Regions from separate parts of the Homo sapiens genome. Here region 2 is linked to region 1. The links are chromatin loops, found by intact Hi-C in ENCODE. Cell type or tissue: gastrocnemius medialis. All regions are shown on one strand. Links, peaks and the distances in the headings refer to the core of each region. The heading gives the core; the rest is flanking DNA. Region 1 overlaps PLXDC1 (plexin domain containing 1). Region 2 has its middle 26 kb from the start of LINC02079.

Region 1 (9,660 bases), core at 696-8,695:
TAATCCTCTTGCGCCCCAGTCTGTAGATGGGGCAGAAATGGGGTGGGGAAGGGCCCCATCTGGCAGCTGAGATGTGACTCATAAGGCCACTGTCAGCTTTTTCTTCCCTAAGTCATGGGAGAGTCCAGTTTCAGGAATGCTGTGGTCAGGCTGTGCATCCTGATACAATCCATTTGATGTCTCTGGGTCCAGGAGGGAGTAGGCAGCCTATGAAACGCTGAGATGCTGTGATTTTATGACCCAGTCTGGGCCCTGCTTCCATCCCCTCCCCGGGGATTCTTCTCTCCACCCTGTCCTCCGGGGCCAACCCCAAATGATATGTGATTTGCATGTAGGACAAGCACACCTGGGGCAGCTGGTGAGACCTCCCCCACCCCCACTTCGCTCCCCCTCCATGTTCCTCCAGCACTCACCACCACCCTGGTCCTGTTATCTGGCAGCGTGTCCATGGCCAGGGTGCCCCCACCCAGGTCCTGGCTCAGCTGGGTCCTGTCCGGCTCTGACACATGCCCAGGGCTCTCTCGGGCTCTCCGGTTCCAGCCCCGCACGGTCCCTTTGGCAGCCCATCCAGAGCCTGGGCCCTCATCGTGACCTGGGAGAAGGGGACAGAAACCTGAGTGCCAGCAGTCCGGAATGAAGATCAGGAGGGGAATCCAGCCCAGTTATTCTGCAAGGGCCCCAACACCATGCCACTGTAGAATTTGCAGACACTTGACTGACTACCAGGACAGGAGACACCCAATGTGTACTGAGAGTCACGTGCCCAGCTCCAGGCCAAGCACTTCGCACATATCCTTTTAATCCTCATGCCAGCTCTCCGCAGTAGTTAGGATGTTCTCCATTTTGCAAACAAGAATCAGAGGCTCAGAGGTTAAAAGTCACGCAGTGGGTTAGGCATGCAGGTAAGTTTCAAACCCAAGCTGATCTGCCTCCAAAGGGTGATTATTCTCAACCTCAGCTATACACTGGAGTCACCTGGACAGCTTCAAAAGTTCCTGATGTCTGGGTCCCACCCTAGAGATCTCTTGTAACTGGTCTATGGTGTAGCCTGGGCATTCAATTTCTTTTTCTTTTTCTTTTTTTGAAATGGAGTCTCGCTCTGTCACCCAGGCTGGAGTGCAGTGGCCCGAGCTCCGCTCCCTGCAAGCTCCGCCTCCAGGGTTCACGCCATTCTCCTGCCTCAGCCTCCCGAGTAGCTGGGACTACAGGCGCCCGCTACCGCGCCCAGCTAATTTTTTGTATTTTTAATAGAGACGAGGTTTCACCGTGTTAGCCAGGATGGTCTCAATCTCCTGACCTCGTGATCCACCCGTCTCGGCCTCCCAAAGTGCTGGGATTACAGGCGTGAGCCACCGCGCCTAGCCTCGATTTCTTAAAAGAGCCTCAGGGGAGATTTTGAGGAGTCTTGGACTTAACTCTGCAGGCAAGGGTGAGAACCATTGCCGTTGAGCCTTCCAAACCAGTTTCTTATTTCTCTGGCAGAAATGGCACATAATCCTATTTCCCAGTGGGGTCAGGGGACTAGAAGCCAGAGTTCTTTTCGTTCAGGGCTTCTCAACCTCGGTACTATTGACATTTGGACTGGATAATTCCTTTTCCAATTTTTTTATTGTGGCAAAATACACATAACAAAATTTGCCATCTAACCATTTCCAAGTGTACAATTCAGTAACATTAAATACATTCCTAATGTTGTATGACCATCACCACCATCTATCTGCATAACTCTTTTCACCTTGTAAAACTAAAATTCTGTACCCGTTAAATAATAACTCCCTATTCACCCCTGTTATTTTATTTTATTTAAGAGATGGGGCCTTGCTCTGTCACCCAGGCTGGGGAGTAGTGGTGCGATCATAGCTCACTGCAGCCTCCAACTGCTGGGCTCATGCGATCCTCCCACCTCAGCTTCCTAAGTAGCTGGGACTATAGGCATGCGCCACCATGCCCAGCTAATCTTTTTACTTTTTATAGAGACAGGGTCTCACTATTTTGTTCAGGGTGGTTGGTCTTGAATTCCTGGTCTCAAGCAATTTTCCTGCCTTGGCTCCCAAGGTGCTGGGATTACAGATATGAGCCACAGCGCGCAGCCTGTATCTATGATTTTGACTACTCTAAGTATCTCATATAAATGGCATCATACTATATTTGTCTTTTTGTGATTGGCTTATTTCACTTAGCATAATAAATTCAAGGTTCATTCATGTCGTAGCATATGGCAGAATTGACTTCCTTTTGAAGGCTGAATAATATTCCATTGTGTGGATATACCACATTTTGCTAACCCACTCAACTATCAATGGATGTCTGTTTTGCTTCCACGTTTTAGCTATTGTGAACAATGCTGCTACAAACATGGGTGTACAAATATCTCTTTGAGACCTGGCCTTCAATTCTTTTGGGTATATACCCAGAAGCGGAATTGCTGGATTGTATGGTAATTCTATTTCTAATTTTTTGAGGAATTGTCATACTGTTTTCCATATAAAATGTTTTCCATGTAAAATGACTGGACCATTTTACATTCCCACCAACCGTGCACATGGGTTCCAATCTCTCCACATTCTTGCCAATACTTGTTATTTTCTGTTTTTTTTATAGTAGCCATCCTAACAGGTATGAGGTTATATCTCATCGTTTTTATAAATTGGCATTTCCCTGATGATTAGTGATGCCGAACATCTTTTCATATGCTTGTGGGCCATTTGTATATCTTCTTTGGAGAAATGTCTATTTAAGTCTTTTTCCTGTTTTTAAATTGGATTGTTGGTTGGACTGGATAATTCATTGTTATGCGGGAACTGTCCAGTGCTCTGTAAGATGTTTAGCAGCCGCAGCCTTGGCCCCTGCTCACTAAATGCCAGTAGCACCACGCTCCTCCCCATCCCAAGCTGTGACAATGAAAAACGTCTCCAAACATTGCCAAATATCCCCTGGGGAATAAAATTAACCCCCCCTTGCCCCATTGAGGGAGGGGTAATTTTTTACTGTTTTACTCCTATCACTACCTAGATACTGTCTAGGATGGCAAATAGGTTTCATATCACATGCCATCTGCAATCCATTCGTGACAGCCAGAGGCACTCCAACTGAGAATGCAAAGGCTCCTCTTGTATTTAGCAGGAAGGACTGTGAAGATCAATAAGCAATGTCTGCCATGGGCACAGGATTGGAAAGTGACTACACACAGGCCATTTCGCGGCCATGCGAACCTCCATTTCTGGAGGTTGCGAAATGGCTTTAGGTTCCATGATCTCCTCTCCAGTTCCCTCTAGGTTGTTAAATGCATGCTTTTTTTGAGACAGGGTCTCACTCTAGCATGCAGGCTGGAGTGCAGTGGCACAATCACAGCTCACTGTACGCTTGACCTCTCAGGCTCAAGCAATCCTCCCACCTCAGCCTTCTGAGTAGCTGGTACTACAGTTGCATGCCACCACACCCGGCTAGTTATTATTATTTTATTTTGTATTTTTCGTAGAGGCTGGGTTTCACCATGTTGCCTACACTGGCCTTGAACTCCTGGGCTCTAGCGGTCCTTCCACCTTGGCCTCCCAAAGTGGTGGGATTATAAGCGTGAGCCACTGCACCAGGTCTGTTAAATTAGTTCTAACAAAAGGCCGGGCGTGGTGGCTCACACCTATAATCCTAGCACTTTGGGAGGCTGAGGTGGGTGGATCACCTGAGGTCAGGAATTCGAGACCAGCCTGGCCAACATGACGAAACCCCGTCTCTACTAAAAATACAAAAATTAGCCGGGCATGGTGGCGGGCACCCATAATCCCAGCTACTCGGGAGGCTGAGGCAGGAGAATTGCTTGAACCTGGGAGGCAGAGGTTGCAGTGAGCCGAGATTGCGCCACTGTACTCCAGCCTGGACAAAAAAGCGAAACTCCTTCTCCAAATAAATAAATAAACAACACAAAAACCATCCTTTTCCACTTCAAAAAGATTTATGCCCCCCAAAGCTGTGGCTTTTATTGTCATTCTAATGGTCACACCTACTATGGATGTATATATGAGAACAGACCATCAGATAGGTGGATCTGACATTCCCCACCTATGACCCTCTTCCATTTCAGGCCCACCCTGTGTCAGATACCTGTCTCAACCTCTGCCTTCCCCCAGCCCACTCCCCAGAGCTCCTGGATGTGGCTCTCCCTCTCCTAGAGCACCTACGTGTGCGACTATGTGCCTATCTCCCTGGTAGATTTGAGTTCCCCCAGGATTCTCTCCACCTTCTTCAAATTTGGCATGTCCAGCAAACAGCAGGTGCTCCATCACTGCAGAATTGAGGACGCAGTGCATAGGGTAGCTCCTGGGAGCCAGCAAGGACAGAGGTTGAGACCAGGCTTGGCCAGGCCCAGGCCTGGGGCTGAGGCCAGAACTCCGCTGTGGGGCCCTGCTTTGTCATTAGACATTGTATCCAATTAAGTCATTCTTGGCTGCTGGCGCCTACTGGACCCTTGCCGGCCCCCTCTCACTTCTCTGCCCCTAATAGCAACCAGATGCTGCTGGAGCACGTGGGGAGGAGGGCAGTCCCCAGACCCCTTCCCCAAGATGCCCACTGGCTGCCCACAGATGGACATGAGTCCAGGGCTGGGAAGGCAGCCTGCCCACTGCCCAGGCCCAAGCCAGGGCTGTCTGGTCTCTCTTGGGTGGGGCCCACAGCTGCTTCTGGAGACAGAGCTGTTTGTGCTGGGCTGGTCTGCCCAGCTCCCCAGGTCTTCCTGCAAGCAGCCCTGGGGCCTGGGCAGGAGCCAGAACAGGATAGAGCGGGTAGTGAACAAGTGGAGGGGCTCAGCGGCCCAGAGAGGAGTGTTGGGGATCTTCAGGATTCACAAACCTGGAGCCGAGACAGGAGGCGGGATGGTGGAGGCCTGCAGCCCGGGGAAGGACAGGGAGGGGGCCCAGCTGGGGGTGGCCAGGGAAGAGACACTGGGTTGACCTCCACACCCAGTCTTGCCACTCACAAGTTATGGGACCTTAGCCCCATCAGTTTTCCTCTCTAATCCTCAGCTCCCTAGTGACTCAAATGGATTTGACGATGGTGCCCACAGTACAGGCTGCCATAAGCGTCAAGTGAGAAACACAAATGAGGTTTTATAGAGAGCTCAGGCCAGGGTAAGAGGTAAAGAGTCCATGAAAGAGGGCAGGGCGAGGGATGGAGAGGGAGCTTGACCAGGACCCTGGCCTACCCTGGCCTAGCCCTGAATCTTACTCTTCCAACCCATACTACATCTGTTTCCTGGCCACCCTTCCTTCCCTGTTGCCTGGGACAGGACGTCATCCCCACGACTCATGAAAGAAGCCAACACAGCTGGTTGCTCACGTGTATGTGCAGGGGCCCACGTGCCTGTGCACATGCCCACAAAGACTTTCCTGAAAGCCTCGGCCTTCCCGTATGTGCTCACACACAAGTTGGACACCTGCCCAACCCTCAGCCACTCCTCACCCCACCTGCCTTCCACTGGAGAGAGCTCCATTTTCCCTGGACCCGTTCCCCGCCTGCATGTGTTGCCAAGGAGCTTCCGGAACACAAGCTGTTCATTCATTGATTCACTCACTCATGGCCCCAAGTAGTGTGCAGTCCAGTGGGATGCCATAATAATCACCCTAGTAATAAAAATGATAGCTGACTTTCAGAGAATGCTGCTCTGTGCTAGCACTATTCCAGGGGCTTTAAACACATCCACCCCCTTAATCCCCACAATAATCCCATGAAATAGTTACTAGTTTAAAATCCATTTTACAAATGGAGAAACTGAGGCACAAAGACGTTAAGGAACCTCCCAAGGTCACAGAACCAGTCCATGGCAGGATCTGAACTCAGGCAGGCTGGCTCCAGAGCCTACTCAGAACCACAGAAAGTGCAGTAAAAAGTGACCGACAATCCCCACTGTTTCCCAGGGTGCAGGGGCAGCCCCGGGGTGGGGCTGGCATGTGGGCTAGGTTCTTGGAGGGCCCTACTCAGGCTGCCATTGGGCCTGAACCTGAGAGCTTCCCTGGGAGACTGTGTCCCCCAGCATGCAGGGTACAGCCCAGCAGTAGCGTCCCAGTCCCCTCAGCTGGCACTGGTCCCATTTCAGGGCAAGGGGGAATGGGGCTGACCTCAGGAGGCCAGGTTGTGCGGCCCCAGAGCCTGGGCCAAGCCATCCTCATCTCACCCAACACCCAAACTTGGCATCCCAGCCCTGGGCCACCCCATAGCTCAGGTTACCACAGCCTCTATCCTGGGTCAGCCTCCACCCTTAATGCCCTAGAGCTAATCTCCCCCACCATAGCCAGGACAAGCCACCTAGAGGGTGAACTTGATTCCATCTCTCTCCGGCTTCCAGCTCACCTGTCCCTGGCTCATCCTGTCCCACAGGCTGAGAAAAAGAGGAGAAGAGAAAGGAGGCGAGGGGAGGGGAGGGAAGGGAGAGCATCTTTAAATGCCCTGAGTACCTGAGATACACCGAACTGGAAACACCCTTCCCTTGGAACTTCATTGTAGTATCAGAGCAGTAAAACAACACAGGTTTGGAATCAGACAAGCTAGACACTGAACCCTGAATCTACCACCTACTAACTACAACATTGGACAAATTACACACACTCTCTAAGACTCAGTTTCCTCATCTGTGAGATGGGGCTGATAAAACATAAACTTGGTAGGTTTGACACTTTAACAAAATCATATACACAGAGCACCCAGCAAGTCGCCCTGCCTTCCCTGGGTTTCACATGAGGACTGAAACCGTCTTCTCAGGGTTAACAAGAATTACATGCCGGGTTCTGGGCAGAAGTATAGGAGTAATTAAGCATTAATCAGGCTGCACTTCGGCCCATTCCTTTTTTTTTTTTTTTTTTGAGAGGGAATCTCGATATGTCACCCAGGCTGGAGTACATTGGTGTGATCTCAGCTCCCTGCAACCTCCACCTCTCGGGTTCAAGCAATTCTCCTGCCTCACCATCCCAAGTAGCTGGGACTACAGGAGTGCGCCACCACACCCAGCTAATTTTTATATTTTTAGCAGAGATGGGGTTTCACCATGTTGGCCAGGCTAGTCTTGAGCTCCTGACCTCAAATGATGCTCCCGCCTTGGCCTCCCAAAGTGCTGGGATTATAGGCATGAGCCACCACGCCTGGCCAGCTTTTATTTAAGAATTGTTTAAGGCCAGGTGCAGTGGCTCATGCCTATAATCCCAACACTTTGGGAGGGTGAGGTGGTGGGATCACTTGAGTCCAGGAGTTCGAGACCAGACTGGACAACATAGCAAGACCCCATCTCTACTAAAATTTTTTTTAAAGTCTGGACATGGTGGCTCATGCCTGTAGTCCCAGCACTTTGGAAGGCCAAGACAGGAGGATTACCTGAGCCCAGGAGTTGGAGATCAGCCTGGGCAACATGGCAAGACCTTGTCTTTTTTATAATAAAAAAAGGTATTATAAAATTTAATTTATTATTAATAATAAATTTTAAAAAATTAGCCAGATGTGGTGGTGCATGCCTGCAGTCCCAGCTACTCAGGAAGCAGAGGCAGGAGGATCACTTGAGCCCAGGAAGTTGAGGCAGCAGTGAGCTATGATCACACCACTGCACTCCAGCCTGAACAACAGAGTGAGACCCTGTCTCAAAAAAGAAAAAAAAAAAAGAAGGATTAAGATGGTTTTCGGATCCTGAATTCCAGCAGAAGGGCCAATTCGAAGACCCTCAGACAGGAAATGATTTTTTTTTTTTTTTTTTTTTTTTTGAGACGGAGTCTCGCTCTGTCACCCAGGCTGGAGTGTAGTGGCACGATCTCGGCTCACTGCAACCTCTGCCTCCCGGATTCAAGCAATTCTCCTGCCTCAGCCTCCCAAGTAGCTGGGATTACAGGCATGTACCACCACGCCCAGCTAATTTTCTTGTGTTTTTAGTAGAGACAGGGTTTCACCATATTGGGCAGGCTGGTCTCGAACTCCTGACCTTGTGATCCACCCACCTCGACCTCCCAAAGTGCTGGGATTACAGGCGCGGGCCACCGCGCCCAGCCGAGGAACTGATTTAACATGAGAATGCAGTTTCTTTATTTCTTCATGCACTCTTCAACCAATTAACAATTCCCACACGTTGGCCACCCCACCCCAAACCCCATAAAACCTCTAGCCCCAAATGCTGCCCCACGATGATGAAACTCTTTCTCTGCTGCCCCCTCGGTGTTGGTGTGTCAACTTGCTGCACCTTGGGCAACACACCAGTTAGGGTCACAGGACCAGCTTTCAGAGGGGCCAGGGAAGGCTCCAAACCCTAAACTGAAATCCTGCCTCCAAGTTACAAAGCCCCTAACCATACCCTCTCCCTTTCCTCTGGCAGGTAGGGACCCACTGAGGACCCTCACCTGGGGAGAGGGAAGGAGTCAAAGGAAGTGCAGGGAGGGACCACCAGGTAGCAGAAGGGAAGAGGGAGGGAGGGAAGGGGAGGGGAGGGGAAGGGAGGGACAGCAAGAAGAGTTCAGCTCTCTATGTGTGTCCCTTGAGGGGAGAGTCTGGGATCTGTGCCACCTCTGATATACTCACTCAGTCACTCACTCATTCATTCAATACACTTTTATTGAGTCGCAGGCACTGTGCTGGGTGCTGGGGGGACACAAGCCCTGTACCCAGGAAGAGTCTAGTTTTCTTCATGGAGACATACAAAATGAATCATTTGGTAAGGGCTATGAAGAAAATCAGACAGAGGAAAGGGTTGGGGTTGTTGCTACTCTACACAGAGCCATGAGGTGGGGCTCTCTGAGGAGGGTCCCCTTGAGCTGATTAAGACCTGAATGAGAAGAAGCCAGTTAGTTATCTGTCGATCGGAGGGGACGGCAGCTGGAGTGGGTTAAGGGGTGAATCTGGGGAGAGCTAGAGAAGATGGTGGGATGAGGGAGGGGCTGCCTGACCTCCATAAGTTCGCATTTTAGTCTCAGGTTGTTGGAGCCCTAGAGACAATCTGGTCCAACCTCCTTCCCTCCTTTTTTTAAAAAAAGATGGGACCTCGTTATGCTGCCCTCACTATGTGGCATGATCATAGCTCACTGCAGCCTCCAGTTCCTGGGCTCAAACGATCCTCCTGCCTCAGCCTTCCGAGTACCTGGGACTACAGGCGCACACCGCCATGCCCAGCTAATTTTTTATTTTAATTTTAATTTTTTTTTTTGACAGAGTCTTACTCTGTTGCCCAGGCTGGAGTGCAGTGGTGCGATCTCAGCTCACTATAACCTCTGCCTCTCGGGTTCAAGCTATTCTCCTGCCTCAGCTTCCTGAGTAACTGAGATTACAGGCATGCACCACCACGCCTGGCTAATTTTTACTAATATACTAATATTAATAATATTAATAACAATACTAAATATACTAATTTTTGTATATTTAGTAGAGACGGGGTTTCACCATGTTAGCCAGGCTGGTCTCAAACTCCTGACCTCAGGTGATCCGCCGGCCTCGGCCTCCCAGAGTGCTGGGATTACAGGCATGAGCCACCCTGCCTGGCCTAAATCATTTATAGACATGGGGTCTCACTATTTTGCCCAGGCTGGTCTCAAACTCCTGGTCTAAAGCTATCCTCCCACCTCAGCCTCCCAAAGTGTTAGGATCACAAGCATGAGCCACCGTGACTGGTGCAAGCCCCCATTTTATAGACGGGGAAACCTTCCTCAG
Region 2 (9,660 bases), core at 768-8,767, 140 kb before region 1:
GAGTTCACATGTGATTCACTCCTTCCTTTATCTCATTCCTTCCATCTGAGGTTACGTTCCTTCTGCCTGAAGTAGTTACTTCAGGCTGAGGTAATTGATGTGAGCCACTGTGCCTGGCATCTATCTGTTTATCTGTCGTTTCCTAAGAATTTCCTAAGAAAAGGGTCTTTGGTAGCAAATGATTTTAGGTTCTATTTGTTTGATATTCCTCCTCCTCCTCTCCTCCTCTTCCTCCTTCTTCTCCTTTGTTCTTTATAGATATTTTCAGTGGGTATAGAGTTCTAGGTTGATGGTAATTTCCTCAGCACATTGAAGGTATTATTCCATCATCATCTTACTTTTATTGTTGCTCTTGAGAAATCAGCTGTCAATCAAATTGTTTCAGGCTGAAGTTTTCTGACTCTTTTGTCTGTTTCTTTTCTTTTCTTTTTTTTTTTTTTTTTGAGATGGAGTTTCGCTCTTGTTGCCCAGGCTGGAGTGCAATGGCATGAATCTCAGCTCACTGCAACCTCCACCTCCTGGGTTCAAGCAATTCTGCTTCAGCCTCCCAAGTAGCTGGGATTACAGGCGCCTGCCACCACGCTCAGCTAATTTTTTGTATTTTTAGTAGAGATGGGGTTTTGCCATGTTGTCTAGGCTGGTCTTGAACGCCTGACCTCAAGCAATCTACCCGCCTCGGCCTCCCAAAGTGTTGGGATTACAGGTATAAGCCACTGCGCCCAGCCTCTTTTGTCTGTTTCTAAGATCTAGTCTCTGTCTTCAGTGCTCTGCAATTTTATTATAATGTGTTGAAATGTGGATTTCCTTTTATTTCTGTTATGAAGTTACTGAGGTTCTTGAATCTGGGTATCTTATTTTCCATTTATTTTCTTTCTTTCCCTTCCTCTCTCTCTTTCTTTCCCTTCCTCTCTCTCTTTCTCCCTTCCTTCTCCCCTCCCTTCCCCTGCCCTCCCCTTTCTTTTTCTTTTTTTTTGACAAGGCCTTGCTCTGTTACCTAGGCTGTAGTGCAGTGGTGCAATCACAACTCACTGCAACCTCCACCTCCAGGCCTCAAGCAATCCTCCTGCCTCAGCCTCCTGAGTAGCTGGGACTACAGGCATGCACCACGACACCTGGCTAATTTTTGTGTTTTTGCAGACACTAGGTCTCACTATGTTGCCTAGGCTGGTCTCAAACTCCTGGCCTCAAGCAATCCTCCTGCCTTGGCCTCCCAAAGTGCTGGGATTACAGGTGTGAGCCCATAATCCCAGCAGTGAGATTACAGATACAGTGCCCGGCTCATTTTCCATTTATTTTTCTCACTGTGCTGTCATCTGCATCATTTCTTTCACTCTGTTTTCTCTGCTTTTTTTCACCCCTTCTTCCTCTGAACTGCCTTCTCTTTTCAGTTGTGTCTAACCTGCTATTAAATCTGTCCAATGAATTTAAAATTTTTATTACTATATTTTTCATCTCCAGAATTGTATTTTTTTTAAAAAAAACTGCTTGGTCATTTGTATATTCTTTTATTATTAATTCCATTTGTCTGTCTTTCTTTTTCTTTTTCTTTTTTTTTTTTTGAGACAGAGTCTTGCTCTGTCACCCAGGCTGGAGTGCGGTGGCACCATCTGGGTTCACTGCAACCTCCGCAGTCCCGGGATTAAGCGATTCTCCTGCCTCAGCCTCCCGAGTAGCTGGAACTACAGGCATGCACCACCATGCCCAACTAATTTTTGTATTTTTAGTAGAGACAGGGTTTCACCATGTTGGCCAGGATGGTCTCCATCTCTTGACTTCGTGATCTGTCCACCTCGGCCTCCCAAAGTGTTGGGATTACAGGTGTGAGCCACCATGCCTGGCCTCATTTTTATTTCTTAAAAGCTCTAAAATAGTAATTTTATGTCATGTTTCTGATAATTTCTATATCTACAGTCTTTGTAGGTCTGATTCTGCTGTCTATATTTCTGCTTCTTTTGCTCATGGTGCCTAGTTTGTTTCGGTTTTGTGATTTTTGATTCTGTGGTTATTTTTATCAAAACTATATGTGGGAATTTTTTGAGGCCTGAGATAAAGGTGGGTTCTTCTAGAGAGAATTGCATATGCTTCTTCTAGCACTTTAGGTACTTAGGACCACTTTGTTTTATTTTATTTATTTATTTATTTATTTTTGAGGTGGAGTTTCACTCTTGTTACCCAGGCTGGAGTACAGTGGTGCCATCTTGGTTCACTGCAACCTCCGTTTTTTGGGTTTAAGTGATTCTCCTGCCTCAGCCTCCCGAGTAGCTGGAATTACAGGTGCCTGCCACCAAGCCCAGCTAATTTTTGTATTTTTAGTAGAGATGGGGTTTCATCATGTTGGCCAGGCTGGTCGCAAACTGCCGACCTCAGGTGATCCACTTGCCAGGTGATCCACTTGCCTTGGCCTCCCAAAGTGCTGAGATTATAGGCGTGAGCCACCACACCTGGCCCTTAGGACCACTTTAAATTAAAATCTCTGCTGGAGGCTTTTCAGACGATTCGACCCTGTGAAACTAAACTGCAAATTGTTAGGACTAGCTTTTATATCTTTTTCAGGAGTTCTTTTTCACTTTTTTTTTTTTTTTTGAGATGGAGTCTTGCTCTGTCACCCAGGCTGGAATGCAGTGGCGCAATCTTGGCTCACTGCAAGCTCCGCCTCCTGGGTTCACACCATTCTCCTGCCTCAGCCTCCGGAGTAGCTGGGACTACAGGCGCCTGCCACCACGCCTGGCTAATTTTTTGTATTTTTAGTAGAGATGGGGTTTCACTGTGTTAGCCAGGATGGTCTCGATCTCCCAACCTCGTGATCCACCCGCCTCAGCCTCCCAAAGTGCTGGGGTTACAGGCGTGAGCCACCACACCTGGCCCTTTTTCACTTTTATGTAGTACCAAGAACCAAGGCCATTTTGGCTATAGCCCCTTGTGGTCAGATGTATTTCTAGTTTAGCCTAATAGTAAGGGTATAGCTTTAGGGTCTCACCTGTGTGAGAGAATATGCAATTAGAATCTCCATCTTGGGCAGACCTTGAGTTCTGTCTTCTGTCCCTGGAGCTCCTTAAGGTCTTAAAAACTGAAAGCTACTGGTTTGGCAATTGCTCTGTTTATCTCTCTGGGTATCTGTTGTCACATGGTTTGGCTGAATATTCCTTACTTTCATTCATTTATTTAGAGGAAGATATTTTTAGTATTTGATCCAGAATTTTTAGTTGTTTTCAGCACGAGGATCAGTTAGGGCGCCTGGGTCAATTACACCATCTGAGGGGGACGTCTGGTTCCCCCTCACTTATTTTTCAATAATATCCTTAAAGTTTCTTTAGATAACTCTCAGGTCTATATGTGCATTGGTTCCAAAACCTTTGTACATAGCTTTATATTATTGTTTCCTTTCAATACCATGTCCTTTAAGTATGACACATACACAGTGAATTTTAGCATGTGAAACTGATATATTTGGCTGATGAAGAATTACATAATGTTAGGCAGAGAAAAAGATTTCAAGGGCAGCTGAGGTCTGCAATGTTCATGAAGTTTTGGATTTTTCTTTTTTGTGTGCCTCCTGTTTTCTCTTATGTTTTAAACTTTAATTTTGAAATACTCCTAAATAGCCCTGTTTATTTTCCTTGTTAACATTTCTGGTAAACAGAACAGTTTAATGTTTATCAAAGGAATGTTTTTAAGGACAGCATGATCACATTGGATAGTCTCCATTTTCAGCGAGTCTGGCTTTGAAGCACATAATAGAAACATTTTGAACATCTGATTCTCCACATTTCACCAGAGACTAGGCTTTATTTTCTGTGAATGCACCGATTATGGCAGCAAGAGTCAAGAAAACACAGCGAAGAGGAACTCAAACCTCTCCCCTTCCATTTCTCAGCTTGAAAGGGCTTTTCTTTTTCTCAGTTTTTTCTATTTCCTAAAGCCTTCTCTGACCAGCCTGGGGGAAGCCATCTCCCCTCCCCCTGAAAGCAAACGAGATGGTGCTCTTCTCACTCTCAGTACCATCCTCCCACAGGACCCCCTCAAGCTCTATGTCTTCTCCTACATCACTTTCTCTCTCCTGCCTCTCTGGCCTCTCCTCACCGCCTTTTCTTTTCTATTTTTGCCATTTTTAAAAAATTTTTTGAGACAGTCTTGCTCTGTCGCCCTGGCTGGAGTGCAGTGGTGTGATCTTGGCTTACTGCAACCTCTGCCTCCCGGGTTCAAGCTATTCTTGTGACTCAGCCACCTAAGTAGCTGGGATTACAGGAGCATGCCACAATGCCCAGCTAATTTTTGTATCTTAATTTTTATTTATTTAATTTGTTTGTTTATTTTGAGATGGAGTCTCGCTCTGTCGCTCAGGCTGGAGTGCAGTGGCACAATCTCAGCTCACTGCAGCCTCTGCCTCCTGGGTTCAAGCGATTCTCCTGCCTCAGCCTCCTGAGTAGCTGGGATTACAGCTGCCACCACGCCCAGCTAATTTGTGTACTTTTAGTAGATATGGGGTTTCACCATGTTGGCCAGGCTGGGCTTGAACTCCTAACCTCAAGTGATCCACCTGCCTCGGCCTCCCAAAATGCTGGGGTTACAGGTGTGAGCCACCACGACCAGCCTATTTTTACAATTTTTAAAAACGTCATTTTGTTTTTAAATAGTTTTAACATTTTTTACTATCTATTGTATATCAACTGGTCATATCACAACCTCCTTTTCACCTGCTTCTTTCTTCCTTTTTTTTTTTTCTTTGAGACAGGGTCTTGCTCTGCCACTCCAATTGGAGTGCAGTGGTGCAATCACAGTTCACTGCAGCCCCGACCTCCCAGGCTCAAACCATCTTCCAGCCTCAGCCTCCCGAGTAGCTGGGACTACAGGCACATGCCACCACACCTAGCTAATTTTATTTTTTGTAGGATGAGGTTTTGCCATCCTGCCCATGCTGGTCTCGAACTCCTGGGCTCAAGTGATCCTCCTGCCTTGGCCTCCCAAAGTGCTGGGATTATAGGTGTGAACCACCACACCTGGCTTCTTTCACCTTCTTCTTAAATGCCAGTGCTCCTCCAGGCTGTGTGAGAGGCCCTTTTCTCTTCTCCTTCCAAACACTCATCCCCACTGGTGGCTCATGTTGGTGACTTATGTTGATGACTCACAAAGATTATCTCTAGGTCGGCCTCCCCAGGAGCTCCAGACCTCTGTCTCCAAGTGGACACCTCCACCTGGATGTCCCATAGGCTTCTCAACTCAATGTGTCCTGAACTTATTTGCTACCCAACTCCCCATCCTCACTAATATCTGCTTTTCTTCCTGCTTCTGTTCAAGCCAGAACCTGGAAATCATCCTAGACCCTTCCTTTCCCTATTTCCTCATCTCATTCTTCCTCTAAGGCTGACCAGTTCTTTCTTCACAGACAGATAGTCATTATCTGTTCCATTACAAATGCCACTGCCCCTTCCAGGCCCTCCCCTTTTCTTGCCCAGGCCACTGTATTTGCATCTTAACTAGTCTCCCTGCCTCCCATAACATCCTCCTTGAATCCATCCTCTGCACTACCTCCAGGGGACCTCCAGAGTGAGTGTTCTAGAATGCAAATCTGATATCTTTCCCTTGATCAAAACGCCTCACTGGTTTAAAAGGAAGGAATTAGAATTCTTCAGGGTGGCTGCCATGTTCCTCCCACCCCCATCTTGGCACACTCCTCTCCTGTACCCAGCCACGCCTACCCTGTGTTCCAGCGGAGTGAATTGCTCACAGTTCCCAAAGGCCCCAGGCTCTTGCACACAAACCTCCTTTGCTGGGAGTGGACTTCCTCTTGCCGCCGCCCACTTAGCCGGGTCATTGCGGTTTTTCCTTCCAGGCTCAGCCCAAACATCGCCTCTTCTGGAAAGCCTCCCTTGAATCCCACTCCTCTCCCTTCCCCGGTCTGAAAAAGTGTCCTCCTCTGTGCACATTATGTTTTGGGGCATTTTTGCCAGTAGAAGGAAGCTCAGTCTCCTGGGCTTTGAGCTCCTTGAGGGCAGGAGCCTCTATCGGTCCCTTCTGGGCTCTCAGGCACCTCACACGGTGCTGACACAACAGGTGCTTGACCCCAAGTTCTTCTGTTGATGAGCGAGGTGATCTTGGGTAAATCATTTAACCTCCTTACATTTTAGTAGAGATAAATGTACTCTACCTCCCACCGGATTAAATAAGATAGAGTGTATAAAAATACTTTGGAGATTGCATTTCATTGCTTTTCAAATGTGAGGACTTCTTATTACCATGGATGTGCAACTTCAATTAGTGTGCTTTAGAAAAATGTACTCTGTTCATTTCCCCCTCCTTCTCCGGGGCCTTCTCCGCTCCACCAAATGCCCTCTGCCTCCTTCCTTTCCCATCTGGCTGTTTTCTTCTTTTCCACCTACAAATCCATTCTCAGCTCACCCATTCTAAAAACAAGTCTTCCTCCCATCCCTCCTCCCCCTCGAGCCACAGTCCTTCCTTTCTTCCCCCCATTGCTGCCAAAGCCCTTCAAAGAGTGTTTTACTGGCGGCTTCCGGATCTCACCACCCACTTCTTTCTTAATCGGCACAATCTGGATCCGCCCTCAGCACGTCACAGTCCGTGGATCCTCTGAGAACTCCTGTGACCTCCTATTGCTGCTGGATTGCAGGCTCTTCTCGGGCTTGATCTTGGAAGCATCTGGCCCTGCTGAAACCCTCCTCCTTGGCGATAGGGATCCTGAACTTTCCCCATTTTCCTTTTCTCTCTCCAACAGTTGCTTGTTCTCTTCCCGTAAGTGTTGGCATCCTCGAGACTCTTGCCCTTTGGCCTCTTGTTTTCTCTCCTTCCTGCTTCGTGATCTCACCCACTCCCAGGACTGCCATCAGGCCCTCTTTGCAGATGTCTTCCCAGACTGCCGTTTAGCACTGAGCTCCTTTCTGAGCTGTCGGTCCATGTATCCAGCTGCTGGCTAGACAGCTACATTTGATGGTCCTGCTGGCACCTGAAACTCAAAATGTCCAAAATGAAAATCATCCATGGCTGGGCACCACGGCTCACGCCTGTAATCCCAGCACTTTGGGAGGCTGAGGCAGGCGGATCACTTGGGGCCAGGAGTTCACGACCAGCCTGGCCAACATGGTGAAACCTCATCTCTACTAAAAATACAAAAAAATTAGCTGGGCGTGGTGATGCATGCCTGTAGTCCCAGCTACTCGGGAGGCTGAGGCACAAGAATTCCTTGAACCCAAGAGGCGGAGGCTGCAATGAGCCAAGATCATGCCACTGCACTCCAGCCTGGGCAACAGAGTGAGACTCCATCTCAAAAAAAAAAAAAAAAAAAAAGGAAAATCATCCTCATACTGCTTTTCCCACCGAACCACTTCAGTTCCCGTTTGTCTTATTTCTATTAATGGTGCCCTCATTCTCCCGATCGTCTAGAAATTCCTCACTCTTGCTTTCCTCCCACATCAAGTCACTTGCCAAGTCCTATAGATCCTCTTACAGAAGTATCTGTGGTTTCCCCACCTTCGTGTTTGGAGTGCCCTCCAGAAAGGCCTTCATTACCTCTATCTAAACCATCTCCATAGCCTTACAGGTTTGGCTTTCATAATTTTTTTTCTACTTCCTTCCCTTCCCCCTCCCTCCTCCCTCCTTGTCTCTCTCTCCCTTCCTTTTCTGTCTTTCTCTCTCCTTTTCAATAAATATTTATTGAGCACCTACTATGTGCCAGGCACTGGAAAAATAAAAAGTTAATGCAGTGCAGTCCCATTCCCAAGATTTTGAAAGCCAGCAGAGCACTTATTTCAAGAGCCCTGCATTCCGGTGGGGGCCCTGCAGAAGTAAGCCACAATCACAATAGGGTGTAATTGCACTTAGGGCCTTCCAGCTGGTCTCCTGGCCCCCATTTCTTCCTCCTTCCCAATCCATGGTGTTATTAATTTGTGTTAGATTAATATTCCTCAGGTCTTGTGACAATTCCGCCAGTCCCCTTCATTGGCTGTCCATTGCTATGTCTAAGTCCTCAGTACATTTTTATGAGTTTTTAAAAATTTCCCCATCCTGCTTCTCTACATGCGTCTCCAGGGTTCTCCTCTCCTGCTCTCCACCACCCATCGTTTACTGGGAATTCTCTGAAAATGCATTGTTCCTGCCCCTGTGCCTTTCTTCTTATAATTCCCTCCTCCATCACTCTGGCTGTAAAAATTCTAATTATCGCCAGGTGCGGTGGCTCACGCCTGTAATCCTAGCACTTTGGGAGGCCGAGGTAGGCGGATCACTTGAGGTCAGGAGTTTGAGACCAGTCTGACCAACATGGTGAAACCTCATCTCTACTAAAAATACAAAAAGTAGCTGGGCGTTGTGGCGCAAGCCTGTAATCCCGCTACTCGGTAGGCTGAGGCAGGAGAATGGCTTGAACCTGAGGGGCGGAGGTTGCAGTGAGCCAAGACTGCACCACTGCACTCCAGCCTGGGTGACAGTGAGACTCCAACTCAAAAAAAAAAAAAAAAGTCCTAACCATGGGTCTATTTTGAGCCGTGACTCCAGCAGGTATAACTCTTCCCTCCAGCAGTGCTTCCAACCCCCTCGTCATTCTCACTGTGGCACAAAACGAATGATTCAACCAGCAAACCATCTGCTAGAGTCACAGAGAGCTGCAGCAACCCCCAGCTTTGTGGGGTTAACAAGCAAACCCTGAGAGCCATCTCCACCAGCAACAAGGGTCCCGTGTTAGGGGCAGACGTCCCTGAGCAGTCAGGGGAAACCTTGCACTTATCCAAGAGCACAAATAGGACCAAAGCCCCCAACACGCCATAAGGGCCATCAGCAGCATCATCGCGAGGAGGGACTGCAGAGTAGAACCCATCGTGTGGCCTCTAGAGTCCATAGTACATGGCTGGGTAGAGCAAACTGCTCACAGTTCTGGGGCACATTCTACATCTCACATGCCACCAGCTCCTCCCCTATGCTTTCCTGATTTTCTCATCACACGTTGATGCTACTGCTTTTCCGTATTGCCCCTCATGACATCTGCTGTGGTATTTGGTACCTTTTGCCTAGGAGATCTACTTTTTTTTTTTCTTAGACGGAGTCTCACTCTGTCGCCCAGTCTGGAGTGCAGTGGTGTGATCTCGACTAATTGCAGCCTCCGCCTCCCGGGTTCCAGTGATTCTCCTGCCTCAGTCTCCTGCGTGGCTGGGATTACAGTCGTGCGCCACCATGCCCAGCTAATTTTTGTATTTTTAGTAGAGACGGGGTTTCACCATGTCGGGCAGGCTGGTCTCGAACTCCTGACCTCTGACCTCAGGTGAACTGCCTGCTTCAGCCTCCCAAAATGCTGGGATTACAGGCGTGAGCCAGCGCCCCCGGCCAAGATCCACTTCTTTGTGTACCTTTTTTTTTTTTTTTTAAGAGAGAGGATCTAGATCTGTCACCCAGGCTGGAGTGCAGTGGCATGATCACAGCTCACTGCACTCAACCTCAACCACCCCAGTTCAAGCTCTGCCTCAGCCTCCCTAGTAGCTAGGACTACACGTGCACACCACCATGCCCAGCTAATTTTTAACATTATTTTTGGTAGAGATGAGGGCTCACTATGTTTCCCAGACTGGTCTTGAACTCCTGGGCTCAAGCGAACCTCCTGCCTCAGCCTCCCAAAGTGCTAAGGTTACAGGCTTGAGCCACCGTACCTGGCTCTTTGTGTAC

The links. Hi-C counts contacts between places; a loop is a spot of excess contacts. Peaks named below come from ENCODE experiments on the same cell type or tissue, not always from the same donor. Only the 100,000 strongest peaks of a DNase experiment are listed, where the experiment ranks them.
Region 2: a loop joins it to region 1, with 4 times the contacts of the local background. A loop is called at or near these places in 6 of 110 quality-filtered maps.

What each region holds. Positions count from the first base shown.
Region 1 is chr17:39,139,241-39,148,900 of GRCh38, forward strand. It overlaps PLXDC1 (plexin domain containing 1), which reads right to left. Exons shown (of 14, transcript NM_020405.5): 2 at 414-592. Among named protein-coding and RNA genes, the nearest start is that of PLXDC1, 7.6 kb to the right of the region's middle. In gastrocnemius medialis, for the core only: no CTCF peak of the experiment used is centred there; DNase peaks (open chromatin) are centred at 4,471 and 5,401; H3K27ac peaks cover 2,257 bases.
Region 2 is chr17:38,996,762-39,006,421 of GRCh38, forward strand. No RefSeq gene overlaps it. Among named protein-coding and RNA genes, the nearest start is that of LINC02079, 26 kb to the right of the region's middle. In gastrocnemius medialis, for the core only: no CTCF peak of the experiment used is centred there; DNase peaks (open chromatin) are centred at 5,740 and 6,570; H3K4me3 peaks cover 1,319 bases; H3K27ac peaks cover 4,667 bases.